Linked DNA regions of Homo sapiens: all the other regions are linked to region 2. A link is a contact called in ENCODE Hi-C or POLR2A ChIA-PET data. All regions are on one chromosome and are shown on one strand. Each heading gives the region's core, a stretch centred on a gene start or an enhancer-like site at or near the end of the contact. The rest is flanking DNA. Distances are from core to core; before and after follow the strand shown. Region 1 holds the start of SNX10-AS1 (SNX10 antisense RNA 1). Region 2 overlaps JAZF1 (JAZF zinc finger 1). Region 3 overlaps CHN2 (chimerin 2).

The links. A loop is a pair of places that touch in the nucleus more often than their neighbours do. ChIA-PET counts read pairs that join two places held with the same protein, here RNA polymerase II (POLR2A). Pooled maps may share reads with other maps.
Region 1: a loop to region 2 is called in a map with no recorded cell type, with 10 times the contacts of the local background. The contact joins the promoter of SNX10-AS1 here to the enhancer-like site in region 2. A Hi-C loop is called at or near these places in 3 of 37 single-sample maps with no recorded cell type and 4 of 50 pooled maps.
Region 3: a loop to region 2 is called in a pooled map, with 6 times the contacts of the local background. The contact joins two enhancer-like sites. A Hi-C loop is called at or near these places in 1 of 37 single-sample maps with no recorded cell type and 4 of 50 pooled maps. POLR2A ChIA-PET finds 5 or more read pairs at or near these places in 1 of 52 experiments (activated T-cell).

What each region holds. Positions count from the first base shown.
Region 1 is chr7:26,397,598-26,400,725 of GRCh38, forward strand. SNX10-AS1 (SNX10 antisense RNA 1) reads right to left here and starts at 1,821. Exons shown (of 2, transcript NR_136272.1): 1 at 1,744-1,821. LINC02981 (long intergenic non-protein coding RNA 2981) reads left to right here and starts at 972. Exons shown (of 5, transcript NR_148502.1): 1 at 972-1,424. RefSeq lists enhancers at 108-1,064, 139-378 and silencers at 849-1,308, 1,399-1,508.
Region 2 is chr7:28,154,120-28,156,982 of GRCh38, forward strand. All of the region lies in intron 1 of JAZF1 (JAZF zinc finger 1), which reads right to left. Among named protein-coding and RNA genes, the nearest start is that of JAZF1-AS1, 25 kb to the right of the region's middle. Within about 2 kb of position 1,600, at least 3 of the 41 ENCODE cell types and tissues checked have a DNase peak (open chromatin) inside an H3K27ac peak, as active enhancers do.
Region 3 is chr7:29,284,266-29,287,183 of GRCh38, forward strand. The region is part of intron 1 of CHN2 (chimerin 2); the gene reads left to right. Among named protein-coding and RNA genes, the nearest start is that of CHN2-AS1, 77 kb to the left of the region's middle. Within about 2 kb of position 1,271, at least 4 of the 41 ENCODE cell types and tissues checked have a DNase peak (open chromatin) inside an H3K27ac peak, as active enhancers do.

The DNA.
Region 1 (3,128 bases), core at 571-3,070, 1.8 Mb before region 2:
TCTGGGCCAAGGAGAGGGAGGGGGTGAGGGAGGGGGTGAGGGAGGGGGTGAGGGAGGGGGTGAGGGTGGGGGCGGGGGGCTGGCCCGGCCTAAGATGGCTGGGGGTGATGCGTTCGGGGGACAAAGGAGTGCTGGACAGTTGTGTGAGCTGTAAGAAGGACCCGGAAAATACTGCAGAGTGATTGAGAGTGTAGAGGGGCCTGGGTTCTCACCTGTGCTCCCTCCCACCTTAGCTGGGTTATGCTGGGAACCTTTCAAGGCTTTGCTAAGCCTGGGTTTCCAGGAGTGCAATAAGATCGCTGTGATAAACATGTAGGTAAAGCAGTTGGCATAGTACCTTGCGTAGAATAGTCCTCAGCATATGTTTACTACTGTCGTTGTTGCTATTAATAAAAGTGACCTAGCTCCTCTCCTCGAGAAGTTCACAAGGGGCCCAAATGTGACAGGGGGAGCTATCAGAAGGCGGGAGGTGACTTCTTGCCAGGGAGCAAGCCAGGGCAAGAAGAGAGGCGCCGTGAAGCCTGCGTTCCCTCCCGCACGCGGCTTGCCTCGGTGGCCACACGGGGAGCTCAGCAAGGCCCAGGGTTCGGGAGGCGGGTCCTGCACAGCGACGCAGCCTTGTCCCGGTGGCCGCAGGCCTGGGGAGCAGGGCGCAGCACACCCGCCGCCCGCTTGCAGGCGAGACGAGAGCGGGGCGCCGGGATGCTGGCGTCCAATTTAACCACCAGGGCGCACGGGACGGAGGCCGGGGGTCCCGCTTTTCCGTCAGAGTTCGCGGTCACGAGTGGAACCCACTGAGCACTCTAGTTTCCTGGTATTTTCATGGCAGTAATTGGATGACAGAGTCAAGAGGCAGGGCCTGCGCCGACACTGACTAGCAACGCGCGGCCTCTGAGCCGCGCCCGGCCGCCCACCCCTTCCTCCTCCAGCACCGGGCCGGCTCCCCCTCCCGGCCCGGCTCGGCGGCTGGGGGGTGGGCGGAGCCGCGGCCGGGCAGTTCATTATGTTGGACAGGGCGCGTCTGCGCCTCCGGCCGCCGCGGCTCCCGGGGCCTCCGCCTGCAGCCGGCGGCGGAACGAGGGCAGGCGGCTGAGACAGGCGAGCTATTTGCATTCCCCGGCAGTCATTTTTATATGCGGAGGTAATGAAGTTGTCAGCGGCGCCCCGAGTGTGGCAGAGCCTGATATTCAAATCGCCCTGCCCGCTCCGCCTGCTCCCGCCCGCTGGTCCCGGGAGCCCCAGGCTGCGCGCGCCCGCACCGCATCGCCGCTTTGCCCCGCGACCGCGCGCGCCTCCTCGTCCTCCCCCGCGCCTTTGTTTCCGTCTCCTTCTCCTTTCCCTCCTCTTTTGTGTCGGGCCAGACTCAGCCCCAGAAACCAGCCACCCTGCCGCGTCCGACTGCCAGGGATCCCTCACGCCGCGAGGTGAGCTGGTCGCAGGTGTGGGGAAGTTCGCGGGTGCAGCTAGGCCGCCGCCCTCGCGCTCGACGCCACGCCCGCCTCCTCTTTCCTTCCCCAGGGGCCCCTTGCCCTCCCTTCACCTCCGTCTCCAAGAAAGATGACCTAGTACTGCCATTACCGTTTGGGCCTAGAGGAGTTTTCGTTCCTCTTTCCGAATGCATATTTGTGGTCATTTTTTATGATTGCAGAAACCCAACACACAGCTATTCTGTCAGGCTGCCGAGAAAAGGCTGTTCGGCAGTTGCAGCCCTGGTGAGGCAATGAGGAGGAAAGGTGGACGCACCTGCCTGGAGTGGTTGAAGGAAGGCAGTGAACATCCACGCTCCTGGGGTTGGTTTTCCTGAACCTCTGTAGCTGTGCTGCTCACTGGGGCAGCCACTGACCACAAGAGGCTGCCGAGGGCTTGCAGTGTGGCCAGGCCAGACCAGGATGTTCTCCAAGTGGGAAATACACACCCCATTGTAAAGAAGACTGTATGGAAAAAAGAATGTGAACTGGCTCATTCATCATTTAAAAACATTGATTGCATATTGAAATGATAATATTTTGGGTATATGGGGTGAAATAAAGTATCATGAATTAAATCTTTTTTTAAAAATGTGGCCACAAAGAACATTTAAATTTACACATGTGGTTCACATTATATCTCTGTGGGATCGCACTTAAGACCCAACCCCACCCATCCTCTAACTCTGCCCTCTCAGCTTGCTCTACAGGTACTTTGGAACAGGGCAGGGATGGAGGGAAGGTCCTTGTATCTTAGGGATCAAATGCCCAGGAAAATAATTAGGAGGTGTTTGGGATTATGCTGAAAACCCTGACAACACTGAATAGCAGATGTCTCTTTCTTTTCCCTTTGTTCACTGTAAAGAAAAACTTACACTCCCCCACAGCCATGCCACAATTCCATGGACCAACCATTCATGTGTGAAGGTGGGCCTCTAGGAGTGTTTTGTGCCTTTTAGGAGTTATTTGTGGCACACTAAACTTGCTGACATGCCATTTAGAAAAGTGAATACTGTGTACGCACTGTAACAACTATTCCATAAGTATTTTTGGTGTACACTGTTCCTCAGCACTCACAGGCTTCGGAGTAGGGGCTCCCGGAGTATGCATTGACACGATGCGCTGCAAATGATCCGGGCGTGGGGAAGTCCCCGAGTGTGCATTGATTCCACACACGGCCACGGCTCCTACAGGGCTTTTATGGTGCAGCTCGCCAATGATCCGTGTGTTAAAGACTCCCCAAATACACATTGACACGATAGACTGGAGTTGTTTGGGTCTATCGTGGCAATGATCCGGGGATAATGGCAGTGTCTTATACAATTTCACTGAGATTGGAGTGCTCATGGTCCTAATGGCAGAACCGGAACTGCCCCAGTTAAGTCCCACCATGGCGCCCAGTAAAGGGTGTGTGGGTCTTTGACCTTCTGCTTCATGACACTGTGGCATTGCTAATTTTACTGATATTTTAACTAACATAATTGAGTTAGCATTTTTTTCCCCCTGAAAATTCATTTTTGTAATTCAACACCTGAATTAGGGAGTCCATCTAGTGATGGTTTCATTTGGTTAATCATAAGCTAAAGACCTAGGAAAGGTCATTCTTAAACCTAAAGTGTTTTGGGAAAAATAATCGTGGGAGATGCATATGAGCTTGAGACA
Region 2 (2,863 bases), core at 350-2,849:
TCCTTGACTGACCCCCTCCCATCCCAACCCATGAGGGTAACTGGCTTATATGACTATTTAAGAAAGAATCTGCAAAGCGCAGATGAGCTTTTGCTACAATCCCACAAGTTGATCCCATAATCTAAGCTGTCCAGCAACAGAATAGACCTGAAATAAGCTGATGTGAAATAAGCCCTTAGTGATCACAATGTTCAAGCATGGCAGAGGGCCACTGTCAGGGTCCCTACAGAAGTCTCCAATGGGTAGAGCAGATGGGTTTGAGACCACTAATGACTCTTCTAGTACTTAAGATATGATCATTATACAGCCTCTTCAAGATCCTCTGGTCAAACTTAACCTCATATCCAATAGTCTGATGTTCTGGAGTGAGTGCAGGACTCAAACATTTATTCAACAATCAACCAACTAACTAACCAAACCACATTTACTGAATGTCTCTTGAATGCCAACCATTGTGCCATACAGGTGAAAAAGGAATTCCACTCACATTCTCTGGCCAATGGGATCCTTTATTTTTCTGCTTGATCTTATTAATCTATCACTGAGCAACCTTAGGCTGCTGCTGACAATTAATACTAAATAATTATTTATGATTCCCTATTCCTACCTTTTATTAATTATGGTACTTAATTTCTCAGTTTCAAAATTTCTGTAACATCATTGATTATAAATATATTCTATTTCCTACTAAGATGATGCCTACAATATTGAAAAAAAAAGGGGGCTCTCAATGATAGAAGGAAAAAATGGCCTTTTCTCCTAAAAACAATTATATTCAAAATAGACAAAACATACTAGGGAGAGAAAAAGGCAAAACATTAAAAAAAAAGAAAAGTAAAAGCTTAGAAGTAGATACAGTAAGATATTTGCAATTGCTATCTGCCCTTGCTCACTAAAACTAAAAATAAAATTGGCTTGCGGTTTACTAAATTTGGTTGCAAGTACTTTTCCCCACCAAACCACTCTGCAATCACATCAGTCACTAATGAAAATGATTGGGAGGGGGGATGGAAAGGAGGCTGCAGTAAAAACACACTGTATATTTTCTGGAACATATGATGAAACAGAAGGTTTCACTTCTTGTTTCAACCATTTTAGCACCTTCTCCTTTTACTCAATTTCAGGGCATGAAAGAGACTGGGCAGTTGTGCAGAATATGAGGAGAACTCATTTTGAGAGAAGATTAAAACCTGGCCCACTAATAAACTATCTTCAGTTACTGTACACATCAGTCAAACCAAATAATTCACTCTCAGTTTAACTCATTCTACAGGGCTCTGGAATAATACATCACTCTTCTGATAGAGGCACAAGTCCATTAATTACCAAACTGTGCTGCCACAGAGTTATACGGTCTTCATTCTTCCCCTATAAAGTGTGTTTTAGTTTTCGAGGCAAGAGGAGAAATTCAGAGGGGAAATGAGTAATTTAGGAACCTTTTACAGCTCTCTGGCCTGCACTAAGTAATCCTTTCTTCCCTTTCAGAGTTAATCATCAAAGGTACTGAACACAGTATGGAGGGCCTGGCCACCCATGCCCATTCAGCAACTACAACCTCCACCTAAATTCAGAATTATCATACAAGAAATGACCCATGCAGAAGAGACCAAGAGAAACAACCACATCTAGGCTGTGACAGCACAGAATGTATGTGTGTGTCTGTGTGTGTGTGCACGCGCACATGGGAAGTATAGGAACCAAATACCTGGGTCCAAATTCTAACCCTGCTTCTTCCTGGGAAGATGATCTTGTGCAAATTAACCTCACAATGCCTCTGCTTTTTGATCTGGAAAATTATCTTAAGGGTATAAGGGTACCTACCTGATAAGGTGTCTATGAGGTTACATAAGCTAATGTAGGTAATGTCCAAATCACAGTAGCTGGTATGTACATATACATACACCCTTGATAGATACCTTATTCATTCAATCCAAATTGCCACTCACTCCAGCACACTGGTATCTCTGGCTGCCAAGAGTTATGCAACAACATACTTAAACACCAAATCATCTAAATCATTTGGGTGGAACCATCGATCCTTAACCAGGCTTGTGAAAGGTTCTCTTGGCTCTGTTTACTTTGGACAGGCATCAAGCGTCTGTTTTCCTCAGAATCTGAAAGTCACTGGGTCAAGGCTGTAGAGGCCCCTTTTCACACAGAGGAACCAGTCAAGGACTGAGATTGCTCTGTGTGGTGGTGGTGGTCACCTGGCCAATTGCATGGGGAGTCACTTCGTGGCTTTGGCAGAGTCTGCCACTGTCTGCTAGAATAAATGTGGAGCCAAAATATGATTTGTCTATTTTGACTTGTGTACATTTTCTGAGTACAAGAGACTATTGATAAGAAGTTTAGGTAAGTGGAGAAAATGTTTGTTGATTCCCCAGAAAGCACAAAATGTTCATTCAGTGAAGAGAGAAGACCATTCGCTCATTATAGTTATGAATTAACGCTACATCTTCTACAGCAGAGGTTCCCAAGAGTGTATTGAAATTACCTGGGAATTTGTTGAAACACAAATTGCTGGGTCTCAGCCCCATAGTTTCTGATTTCGTAGGTGTGGGGCAAGAGGACACAGTGTTGAGAATCTGCACATCTAATACAATAATCCAGAAAATACTGCTGCTGCTTGTCCAGAGACCACTCTTGGAGACCACTGCTCTATAAGCAAGAGTACGTCACCAAGAAATTTAAATTCAGATCCTAGAACTAGAACACTACCAAGCAAGGGGGGAAATCATTCTTATGAGACAGTCATTGAATGAATGCATGAATCAAAGGGCAGATAAATACCTTCTCTTCCATCATATGCTACATTTCCCATATTTGTTTATACCGGACTCCATACTACGTATAAATAAAGACA
Region 3 (2,918 bases), core at 21-2,520, 1.1 Mb after region 2:
TTGTTTTTTAGTAGAGATGGGGTTTCACCACGTTGGCCAGGCTGGTCTCAAACTCCTAACCTCAGGTGATCTGCCTGCCTCGACCTCCCAAAGTGCTGGGATTACAGGCATGAGCCACCACATTTGGCCTAGGCAAGCTCTTTAAAAGAGGCTCCAGGTTTTCCCTAAAGAAAGATAATTGAAGCTCCAGATTCTTCTGCTGACCCTGAAGAACCAAACAGCCTGTTGTGAACAGCCTATGGGAAGGGGCCACGTGGCCAGAACCTGAGAATAGGCTTAAGGTTGCTCAGAGTGGTCCCTGGCCAACAACTAGCAAGGAAATGGGGACCTCAGTCATCAGTCTCAGCGAAGTGAATTCTGCTAACAACCACATGAGTTGAGAGGAGAATCCTGAGCTCAAGAAAGGAACACGGTCTAGCTGACTCCATGATTTCAACCTGGGAAACCTGGAGCAGAGGACCCAGCCAAGCCACACCTGGACTTCTGACCCACAGCAACTGTGAGCTAGTGAGTGGGTGTCGTTTTAAGCTGCTAAGTTTGTGTTAATTTGTTCTGTAGCAATAACAGATGAATGCACAAGGATCTGAACCTCGTGATTCTGGCTGCAGAGCTCACATGCATCCTCCCTTCTCCAGGCAGCCTCTTCAGAGACGTCATCTCAAAAATCACTAAATCCTGGAACTTCAGGGTTGAATGGGGAACTTTGATCTAGCCCAGTTGTTTAATCAAACTTTTCCTTTGCAGCAGATGGCCACTGTGCAAGCAGACTGGGGGAGCTGCTCTACTTGCTGTGGGGTGTGTGAGCCGCTTCTGTTCTTTGCACTCCTCTCCTTGAGGAATCTCTGGGGAACACAGTTTGAGAACCACTGATCTGATCCAACAACTCATCTTTACATTTCCCTCTACAACATCCTGACACCTTGTTCCTTTGGAAAGTCTTCTGTGGCATTGAAATCTGGCTCACCGTAATTCCCACTATTGGTCCAGGTCCAGTCATAGGTGATACACAGAGCAAATGGAACTCTTTTTCCATAGGAGAATGCATCACTCATTAAAGACAGTTCTCACGTTTCATGGAAGCCTTCTATTTTCCAGACAAAACATCTCCATGACCACAAAGGAGCTGCCAGTCCCTTCTCTCCTAGTGTTTGCCTGTGTTTCTCTTAGAGTCAGGTCAGGAACTAAGCACAAAATTTTTGGTGTGGTCTGCTTCACATAAAATACGGCAAGCCTAGCATAAGCCACAGTCTAAATATTCTGTTTCCATGAATGCAGCGTTAGACCACATTTGCTTTTTCGCAACCACAATGCAGTGCTGACTCATACCACACGCAGAGTCAATCAAAATTCCCTTTTCACATATGTGGTTGCTAGGGTATGTCTTCACCAACATGTACTTAGGTGTGTTTATTTTAACCTGAATACAGGCTTCACATTCATCACCATTGTGTCTCATCAGGGATCTGGTGCATATCTTGGATGATCCTGATTATGTCATCCAACAATATTGCTCTTCTCCCTAGCATCACCTCAACTCTCAATTGGACAAATATGCCATAAATATCCTCATCGGAGTTATTGACAGAATTTTGGAACCAGACAGGGCTGAGGTCAGAGCCCTCTAGCACCATATTGATGACTATTCCCAGTGTTTGGGTCCTTCAAAAACTTACAAATCCAACTAATTGTATCATCTAATGGCAGTGATCCAACTCATAAAGGTACCACCAGAAACATAATGAACTATTTCCTGGCCGCCAAGTACAGGCATTAAGTCCATTTCTCTGCCTTCCCAAGCCAGGAGGTCACTAGAGCTCCTCCTGCATGCCCACAAACATGTAGGAGCCTCTTTTCGAGGATGTGCCTCATACCCACCCTTTTATAGTTTGCTCCTCCTTAGATAAACACCATTCCCCCCCGCCCCCCATGATTCCATTCTCTCTCATCTTTTTTTTTTTTCCCCTTACTCAGATTCCCTTGGGAAAAGGTAAAGACTACTTAGAGGATACCAGTGAACCTTGGAGTACCTAAATGACTGTGGCAGGCCTCATCTTTATTTCAGAGGAGGAATCTTTTTGGGGTATCTTATCATAAGAAATAGGGTAGGGCTCCAGTGTAAAAGTCAGGACAAGTTGCATAGGTGGGAGGGGTGCAGGGAAAGGTGGGGTCTGCATGTGGGGATGGGGTGGGGAGGGAGATGAAGGGACAAGGCTGTGTTTACCTCTGAGGTTTCCGTGGGGCAGGGGCGAAGCCAGCGTCTTCTGCAGCCTTACCCTTTCTTCCTCTCATTTCACCATTTCTCTACCAGCCACACCTTATATTAAAACAGAGGGTAAGGGGAAAAATAAGACTTGCTTTGTAAAGTGGGGTCATTGTTCTTGACAGCACTGCTCCATGTGGCATCTTGGGATGGATGAGTTCCCAGATCCACCCTAAAGTGGAGATGCTGTGATTCCACAATTCCTTTAGAGAGACCATAAAGCCCATATGAGTGGGCTTGGTGGAGATAGTCTGCGATTATAAATATATCACAAGCCTGTCTTGGTTTATTTTTTCATATACCTTTCTCCTTTATTCACATTCATTTATATAAACGTGAAAGTTGCCATGGGTCTTATAGGATACCTATGCTACCTGAAGACCAAGAGCTTCTGTTTGATCATTGAAAAAGAAGTGTTTTAGTTGTGGTTAAATTTGACAGTGCAGCATTCACCTAGTATTCATTTACCATCTCTAATAACTATCTCCCTTCCCCTGGGGATGGGGACCCTTTTCTTCTCCTGTATTTTTAGTCCATTTGTTTCTGGTGGAGTCCCCTCTATGCTCTACTTTATACGGGTATGCAGCTTAGGTCTGGCCAATCAGAACCTTATATTCTCCCTTGTTTGATTCAAGGCACCAAGAGGGCAGAGAGACTT